Regions from separate parts of the Homo sapiens genome. Here region 2 is linked to region 1. Evidence: chromatin contacts called from ENCODE Hi-C or POLR2A ChIA-PET data. All regions are on one chromosome and are shown on one strand. Each heading gives the region's core, a stretch centred on a gene start or an enhancer-like site at or near the end of the contact. The rest is flanking DNA. Distances are from core to core; before and after follow the strand shown. Region 1 has its middle 36 kb from the start of EXOSC2. Region 2 overlaps LOC124902288 (a long non-coding RNA gene).

What was found. A loop is a pair of places that touch in the nucleus more often than their neighbours do. ChIA-PET counts read pairs that join two places held with the same protein, here RNA polymerase II (POLR2A).
Region 2: POLR2A ChIA-PET joins it to region 1 with 11 read pairs in activated B cell. The contact joins two enhancer-like sites. A Hi-C loop is called at or near these places in 4 of 168 maps with a recorded cell type or tissue (DLD1, astrocyte of the cerebellum, endothelial cell of hepatic sinusoid and 1 more). POLR2A ChIA-PET finds 5 or more read pairs at or near these places in 8 of 52 experiments (HepG2, K562, OCI-LY7 and 5 more).

The regions. Positions count from the first base shown.
Region 1 is chr9:130,728,167-130,732,346 of GRCh38, forward strand. It overlaps a transcript of ABL1 not described here. Among named protein-coding and RNA genes, the nearest start is that of EXOSC2, 36 kb to the left of the region's middle. RefSeq lists enhancers at 1,329-2,165, 2,166-3,002. Within about 2 kb of position 2,210, at least 4 of the 41 ENCODE cell types and tissues checked have a DNase peak (open chromatin) inside an H3K27ac peak, as active enhancers do.
Region 2 is chr9:130,778,697-130,782,876 of GRCh38, forward strand. It overlaps LOC124902288 (a long non-coding RNA gene), which reads right to left. Exons shown (of 3, transcript XR_007061823.1): 3 at 3,972-4,098. It also overlaps a transcript of ABL1 not described here. Among named protein-coding and RNA genes, the nearest start is that of ABL1, 54 kb to the right of the region's middle. Within about 2 kb of position 2,340, at least 16 of the 41 ENCODE cell types and tissues checked have a DNase peak (open chromatin) inside an H3K27ac peak, as active enhancers do.

The DNA of each region.
Region 1 (4,180 bases), core at 960-3,459:
TGTTCTCCCACCTCAGCCTCCTGAGTAGCTGGGACTATGGGCATGCGCCACCATGTCCAGCTGATTTTTTTTTTTTTTTTTTGTGGAGACGGGGTTTCATCATGTTACCCAGGCTGGTCTTGAACTCCTGAGCTCAAGCAATCTGCCCTCCTACGCCTCCCAAAGTGCTGGGATTACAGGTGTGAGCCACTGTACCTGGCTGGTTTTTTTTTTTTTTCTTTTCTTTCCTTTTTTTTTGAGACAGTGTTTTGCTCTGTCGCCCAGGCTGGAGTGCAGTGGAGTGATCTTGGCTCACTACAAGCTCCACCTCCTGGGTTCATGCCATTCTCCTGCCTCAGCCTCCTGAGTAGCTGGGACTACAGGCGCCTGCCACCACGCCCGGCTAATTTTTTTGTATGTTTTTTTAGAAGAGACGGAGTTTCACCGTGTTAGCCAGGATGGTCTCAATCTCCTGACCTTGTGATCCACCCGCCTCAGCCTCCCAAAGTGCTGGGATTACAGGCATGAGCCACTGCGCCCAGCCTGTTTTTTTTTTTTATAGTTTGTATTTTTCTGCTGAGATTCACCATGTTTTCATTCATTAGACCTGTCTTTTCCTCTAAATCCTAGAAGGTATTTGTAATAAAGACCGTGCCTGCTAATTTAAATATCTGAGTCATCTTGGGGTCTGTTTTTATTGATTGCTTTTTCTGTACATTATGAGTCAGATTTTCCTGCATTTTTGCATGTTAAATAATTTTGATTGTATGCCAGACATGTGGGTGTTATATTGTAGGGATTCTCAATCTTGTTATCTTTCTTTAAAGAAGTTTTCATTTTGTTTTGACAAGTAGTTAGGTTACTGTAGTTACTTAAATTACTGTAAGTGACTGGTCGTTAAGTTAGTTTGACCCTGCCAGGTTTGGTTTTATGCTTTGTTAGTATGGGTTTATCCTTGGTCCAGACACCCGGCCCTTAGAATAGAGGGTACTCTTTAGACTTAATGCTTGGCCTTTTTGGGGTCGAAACAAAATAACAGAGGTGCTCAGCAAAGTCTCTCCACCCTGGATGAACTGGTACTTGAATGTCTTCCAGCACTGTGAAACCTCTGTGTCTGTGCAGTTCTCAGCCTCACAGCCACCGCTGTCTGCTAAACTGCATAGAATCTGGAAGCCATGGACCCACAGGATGCCTCCCACCTTCTTCTGCCTACCTCTGTGTTCTGTCACCCCACCCATGCCCTCATCTTCTCTCAGATTTCTTGCCCTACAAATTCTACCTGCCTCAGCATCCTCAAATCCAAGTCTTTGCTTCCTCAGTTCACAGAGATGGCTGCTGTCAGTTTAGGTTTCATCTCCCTGCACTGTGTTTGGGAAGGTGCCCCAGGCAGGAAGTTGGAAGCAACATGCAACTTACCTTATGTTTTTCTCTTTCCTCAAGGGTCACAGCCTTGCCTTGCCTTGCCTGTCATCTAATGCCTGAAAACAGTCGTCTCAAATATTTTATTCAGCCATACAGTTGTTTAGGACAAAAGGATATCTAATACCACTTTTACTGCATTATGGACAGAAGCAGAAGTTCAATTCTGCATATTCTTTTTTTTTTTTTAAGATGGAGTCTCACTCTGTCGCCCAGGCTGGAGTGCAGTGGTGTGATCTTGGCTCACTGCAACCTCCACCTCCTGGGTTCAAGCGATTCTCCTGCTTCAGCCTCCTGTGTAGCTGGGACTACAGGCATGCACCACCACACCAGGCTATTTTTTTTTTTTTTTGCATTTTTGGTAGATAGGGTTTCATCATGTTGGCCAGGCTGGTCCCGAACTCCTGACCTCAAGTGATCCACCTGCCTTGGCCCCCCAAAGTGCTGGGATTACAGGCGTGAGCCACTGCGCCCAGCCAGACTTTTTTTTTTTTTTGAGATGGAATTCTGCTCTTGTTGCCCACGCTGGAGTGCAATGGTGCAATCTTAGCTGACCGCTACCTCCGCCTCCTGGGTTCAAGTGATTCCCCTGCCTCAGCCTCCCGAGTAGCTGGAATATGGACATGTGCCACCAAACCCAGCTAATTTTGTGTTTTTAGTAGAGACGGGGTTTCTCTGTGTTGATCAGGCTGGTCTCGAACGCCCAACCTCAGGTGATCCGCCCACCTCGGCCTCCCAAAGTGCTGGGATTACAGGCGTGAGTCACCGCGCCTAGCCTCCGGCCAGACTTTTAAATGTTAGCCTTGCAGGTAGTTGTGCAGTAGTATCTCCCAGCCTTAATTTGCTCTTCTTTGATGACTCATGAGGTTAAGCACCTTTTCATATGTTTACTGGCCATTTGGAATATATGTGTACCTATGTATCTCTTGCCAGTTCACCTCTTTTGTCCATTTTTCTATTTATGTTTATTCCTCATTGATTTTTAGGAGTTATTTATATTTTTTTTCCTTTTTTTTTCTTTGTTTGAGGCAGAGTCTTATTCTGTTGCCCAGGCTGGAGTCCAGTGGCACAGTCTCGGCTCACTCCAACCTTGACCTCCTGGGCTCAAGCGGTCCTCCAACTTCATCCTCCTGAGTAGCTGGGACTATAGGTGTGTGCCACCACTTCTGGTTAATTTTGGCATTTTTTGTAGAGTTGGGGTTTTACCATGTGGCCCAGGCTGGTCTCAAACTCCTGAGGTCAAACCATCCACCCACCTCGGCCTTCCAAAGTGCTGGGATTACAGGTGTGAGCTACCGTGCCTAGCCTGTGTACTCTCAATACAGGTCCTTCGTTGGGTGTATTTATTATGACTATTTTCTTACACTTTGTGGTTCACCTTTTCACTCTTTATTTACATAATTATAGCCATTGTGCGTTTTCACTCTATCTCTCTTTTTTTTTTTTTTTTTTTTTTTTTTGAGACAGAGTCTTGCTCTGTCACTCAGGCTGGATTACAGTGGTGTGATCTCGGCTCACTGCAACCTCCGCCTCCCAGGTTCAAGAGATTCTCCTGCCTCAGTCCCCCGAGTAGCTGGGATTACAGGCGCCCACCACCATGCCCAGCTAGTTTTTGTGTTTTTAATAGAGAAGGGGTTTCACCATGTTGGCCAGGCTGGTTTTGAACTCCTAACCTCAGGTGATCCACCCACCTTGGCCTCCCAAAGTGCTGGGGTTACAGACGTGAGCCACTGCGTCCGGCTGCTTTTTCACTCTCTTAATGGTGTCTTTGATAAACCTTAATTTTGACTTAGTCTAATTTAATCTTTTATGGTTAGTACTTTTTTTGTGGTCTGTGTAAGAAATCTTTGTGTCTACCCTAAGGTCACAAAGAAGTTTCACTCTCTTACATCTCATGTTTATAGTTGGCCTGGAATTGTTTTTTCTGTGTAGGGGCGAAGGTTCATTTTTTCCCTCATATTGACCTAGCTGTTTAATTGAAAAGAACATCTGCTGCTGTGTAAATCAGGTATACATGTACGTGTGGATCTGCTGGGGAACTCCTTCCTGTTAATTTGTTTGTCTTTCCTTGCACCAGTATTACAATGTATTACTGTAGCTTTAAAATAAATCTTAATGCCTGGTAGAATAAGGCCTCCTGTTTTGTTCTTCAATATTGTCTTGGCTTGCTCCTTTGTATTTCCATATACATTTTAGAGTGGGTTTTATCAGCTTCCATACCCAAACAGAAATACCCTTAAGGATTTTCTTCTCTGATTGCACTAAATCTATAGGTTTCTTTGATCCTAGAAATGAATAATAGAATATAAAGAATTCTTATTGATGAAAGAAAGCTATTTCAGGAAACTTTTTTTTTTCTGTTAATGATAAAGGCTAAATGATTCCTGTCAATTGTTTCAAATTTTCAACTTTCAAAATACCTGCTGCTTCTTTCCAATTCACCTTTCTCTATTCTTTTTTTTTTTCCAATTGTATTTTTCTTTGACACTCAGTACTTGTCCCTTGATAGTGGAGACCATGTTTATACATTTTCATGGATCGAACAGTATTTTTTTTTAACAGACTAGCTACTTAGTGAATACGCAGTTGAATCTACTTGTTTGGCAGGTTCAGGCATTGAACAAGTACTAAGTGCCTGTTCTGTATCAGGTACTGTGTCAGTCTGGGGTAAGAGAGCCAGGAACAACATAGCCAACAAAAGGCTCTTTGTGTCTAATTTATATTCCTGAGGACCACCACTGGCCATCTGCTTGGGAGAATGGTTATGGCTTGAATAAACAGT
Region 2 (4,180 bases), core at 1,090-3,589, 51 kb after region 1:
GACAGCTTCTCTGTTCTCACCATTGTCGTGGTTTATACCTTTTTTACTCCTTGGCTGTAATTTAAAGGGGTCACAGGCAGGAGGGGGATGAGTGCATGTGCTCAGTCCACCATCTTGACCGGGAGCCCCAGAGGCATCATTTCAATTCCTGTGATATTATGGATTCCTACGGGTAGGAAAAACACAGCCCATTCAACCAAATATACTTTAACCCCTAGAGATTTAGCTTTAACTTGTTTAGAATTGTTTAAAAGTCCCTTGTATTTTGCAGTTTTTTCATTTTCTCCTTGAAAGTAAAAACATTTGTGGCAAATAGGGAAGAAAAACTTTCCAGTTAATCGAGAATTAGGATAAGTGAGATTTAAATATTATCAGATACTGATAAGAACTATGGCTTTTAAAGAATGTCGTCTTAGAATCAGTTTCTAATTACTTGTGTGCAGAAGAGTCCTGCAGCTGTGAGGTGATCACAGTCTTTGGCCTAAGCCACTGCCAGGTGAGTGAAAGCCAATCTGGAGTCACAGAGTGGCAGCGACTGCACCGGAGATGTGTGTGCCATTTGTTAAGATGAGTCAAATGGTAGTTAGGGCAACGAAGATCCACAGAGGGAGAAAGAAAGATACTGGAAAAGCAGCAGCACAGTTTAATAACAGTCATCGTTCATGATGGCAAGGTTGTTTACTATAAAAATTCCATCCTTCTTGCCTCTGTGCTGCCCCCCACCATTTTTTTATTTGACATTAGGGCTTGCTGATTTATGGCATAACGCAGTACATTTCACCTCTGAAACAAAGTCTGTAAAATCTTGAGATATATTAAAGTCTTTATTCCCCAACGCTAAAGACCTCATACTGTTTAGTCCTCTATACATTTAGCCCTTTATGCTTGGGGAGGGGGAGGTTATAAATTTCTAGAGGGAACTGGATTGGCAATGGTATGTTTGATGGTGAAATGCCTTGACTAAACAAACAAGGCTGCTCCAGAAACGCACACACAGCAAACCTATATGCCATATAAGTAACGTGTTATGTGGGGAGTTACTTTAGGTTTAAAACAAATGTCATACTCTTGATGCTTTTAGGTAGCTATTATCTTGGTAAGGATAAGACAGAAATATGGTGAAGTTGCATCTGATTTTGAGGGATACTGCGGGCAAACCTGACAGCTAGCTTGGTTACTAGAGGTTTAATTAGTTACAGCTGCTCTGCCATTGTATTAATAGAGCCACTCTGCTTTCAGGCACCATGGATGCCTTTTATAATTTGGATGTTCTTAAAAAGAGCACTGTGTGAAAGTGAGCAGCCCTGGGCCGGGCGCGGTGGCTCACGCCTGTAATCCCAGCACTTTGGGAGGCCGAGGTGGCTGGATCACGAGGTCAGGAGTTCAAGACCAGCCTGGCCAAGATGGTGAAACCCCTTCTCTACTAAAAACTACAAAAAAATACTCCGGGCGCAGTGGCAGGCACCCGTAATCCCAGCTACTCTGGAGGCTGAGGCAGGAGAATCGCTTGAACCCAGGCAGCAGAGGTTGCAGTGAGCCAAGATCACACCACTGCACTCCAGCCTGGGCGACAGAGTGAGACTCAGTCTCAAAAAAGAAATTGAACAGCCCATTTTGTGAACCACTTCAAAAAAAAGCAAACACATTTTCCTCTGGCTTTTGGCTGTTTTAGGAAGAAGCCATACGGTGAACCAGGTGATGCTGAGGTTATCTGGATCCAGGCCATGCAGATGAAGCCATATTTACCTTTGTGATATTGGGGCTGATCTTGGAGCTGTCTGGATCTGACCAGTCTCCAGATGAAAACTCTTGCAACTTTCGTTTTTGGATAGTGCTCACCTCGTATCTGTACTCGTACCTGCTATTTCTAGGCGAATTGTCCCCTTTCTCCTCCCTCTTCCCTCATCTCCCTCTCTCCTCTGCCTGGCTGACACCAGGAAGGAGGAGTTTTCTTTTATTTAGATAAAAAAAAGTTGAGAGGAGGGAGCTCCAGAAATGTGGGATACTCAGCACTGGAGACATTTGGGCTGGAATTCTTGTTTCCATTCTTTTCTTACCATATGACCAAGTAAGTCCAAGAAAGTAGATAGGATTCTGAGTGGGCAGTGAAGGTGGAAATGTGGTCCTAAAGAGAACGGGCAAATTAAGAAAAGATTGTTTTAAGACAGTCAAATTGTTTTGCCTGTTGAAGAAGGTGATCAGACCCTAATGAAACTGAAAATGAGGAGAGTGTTCCCATCTCCTGCCTGGTTCTAGCGACTCTGCAAATGGGTGCCTGATTGGTCTGTTGGCTCTGAAGCCAGCCTTTGCTGGATATATTCAGCCTGTTTTGAAGTTGTGCAGAGAACCTCACTTGCGTCATTCTGAAGACGCAGTGAGTCAACGCAGTCCCAAGAGAGCAGTAATGGCCCCAAACAGAAACTTGGAATGAAAAATAGCCATGGATTTAAAGACATAGCACATTCTTCCTATGACTTCATTTGGTAATGGTAAGATTAATTCACAGAAAACCCTTCTTGAGTGGCGTACCTTAAACACATGTAGAATGATTTTTTTCTTTGCTTTTCCCATTTAGCCTTTTGAAACAGGATACACAGTAGGGTGATTGGTTTGGGAGGGCACTGGTACAGTAATTCTCCACCTCTCACTTGCCCGTGTGGGTGCCCCATCCCCACCCTCAGGCACACACGCACTCTTAGCTGCTTTTGGACTCCTCCCGCAATGTCACAATAGTTTTCTTTGAACATTCTTGACCCTCAGTCATGTTGACATGCGTTTGGATTTTCAGTGGAGAAGAATTGCCAGAGAAGAATCTTCCTCTGATTTTAACCATTGACCATATTTATATATGCAGTTTCAGCTTGACTTTTAAATTGATAATCTTTTAATAGAATTCCAGATAACATCTTACTGTAACAAACACCAAGGGGATTATCCAAATTCCTATTTGAAAATATGTCTTTTATATTACCAGATTTGCCAGCTGCATTATTATCTATTAGTGTGTACTAAAAGTATATTATTTTGGCTTATTTTGAGATTAGATAATTCCCAGTGGAATTCTCCCCTTAACCATCTAAATCTGTATTTTTTTTTTCCCCATTTAGTTTCCTAAACAGTGAGGCTTCTGGGCAGGAAATGAGAGAAGAGGAGGAGGTAATATAGAATAATGCAGTGGCTTTCAAGCATTGTGACCCATATGAGGAATACATATTCAGTTATGACTTAGCATTCACATATGCACACATACATGTACGTATATACATCACATTCACACATATGCATATATGTACATATACAGCTGAAGAAGGTCTGGATTAGTACTTTTCCTTATTGTGGAGCACAGTGAGTGATATTTTCTTTTTCTTTTTCTTTTTTTTTTGAGACAGTCTTACTCTGTTGCCCAGGCTGGAGTGCAGTGGTGTGATCTCGGCTTACTGCAACCTCCACCTTCCAGGTTCAAGCAGTTCTCCTGTCTCAGCCTCCCAAGTAGCTGGGACTACAGGCATGCGCCACCATGCCTGGCCAATTTTTTTGTATTTTTAGTAGAGACGGGGTTTTGCTATGTTGGTCAGGCTGGTCTCAAACTCCTGACCTCAAGTGATCCGCCTGCCTTGGCCTCCCAAAGTGCTGGGATTACAGGCGTGAGCCACTGTACCTGGCCGATATTTTCTATTTTATTTCATTTTGAAAAAGATAGGCTGTGACTCATTAGTAGTGGATCTCATGACTAAGAATGGATCCTGACCCAAGTTTGAAGAGACTGGTAGGGGTAAATTTAGAGCCTGGGGCTCCAAAGTTTGTCTACCCAGTTTTAAATCCTGGCTTTCCCCTTAACTTGGGTGGGATCACACCATTAACCGTGTTACCCCTCTGAAGCTTTGGCTCCCACACCTGTGAGATGTGAATGTTGATAACACACACCCACCTCATAGGATTAATGAGAACATGCCAAGATATAATGCGCTGAAGGTCTTAGCATGCCTGCGCAGAGCCCCAGCATCTGTTAGCTGCTGCTGCTGCCGCTGTGGTGGTGACTGTCCTTGCTAAGATGCTGCAGCTGGATTGGCTTCGTGGGAAGTTGTGGAATTCTGTTCCCTGAGGATGTTGGGAAGGACAGATTGTACTTACCAAGAGCATTTATTGTTGTTTTTATTTTCTTAAACATTTCCAATGAAAA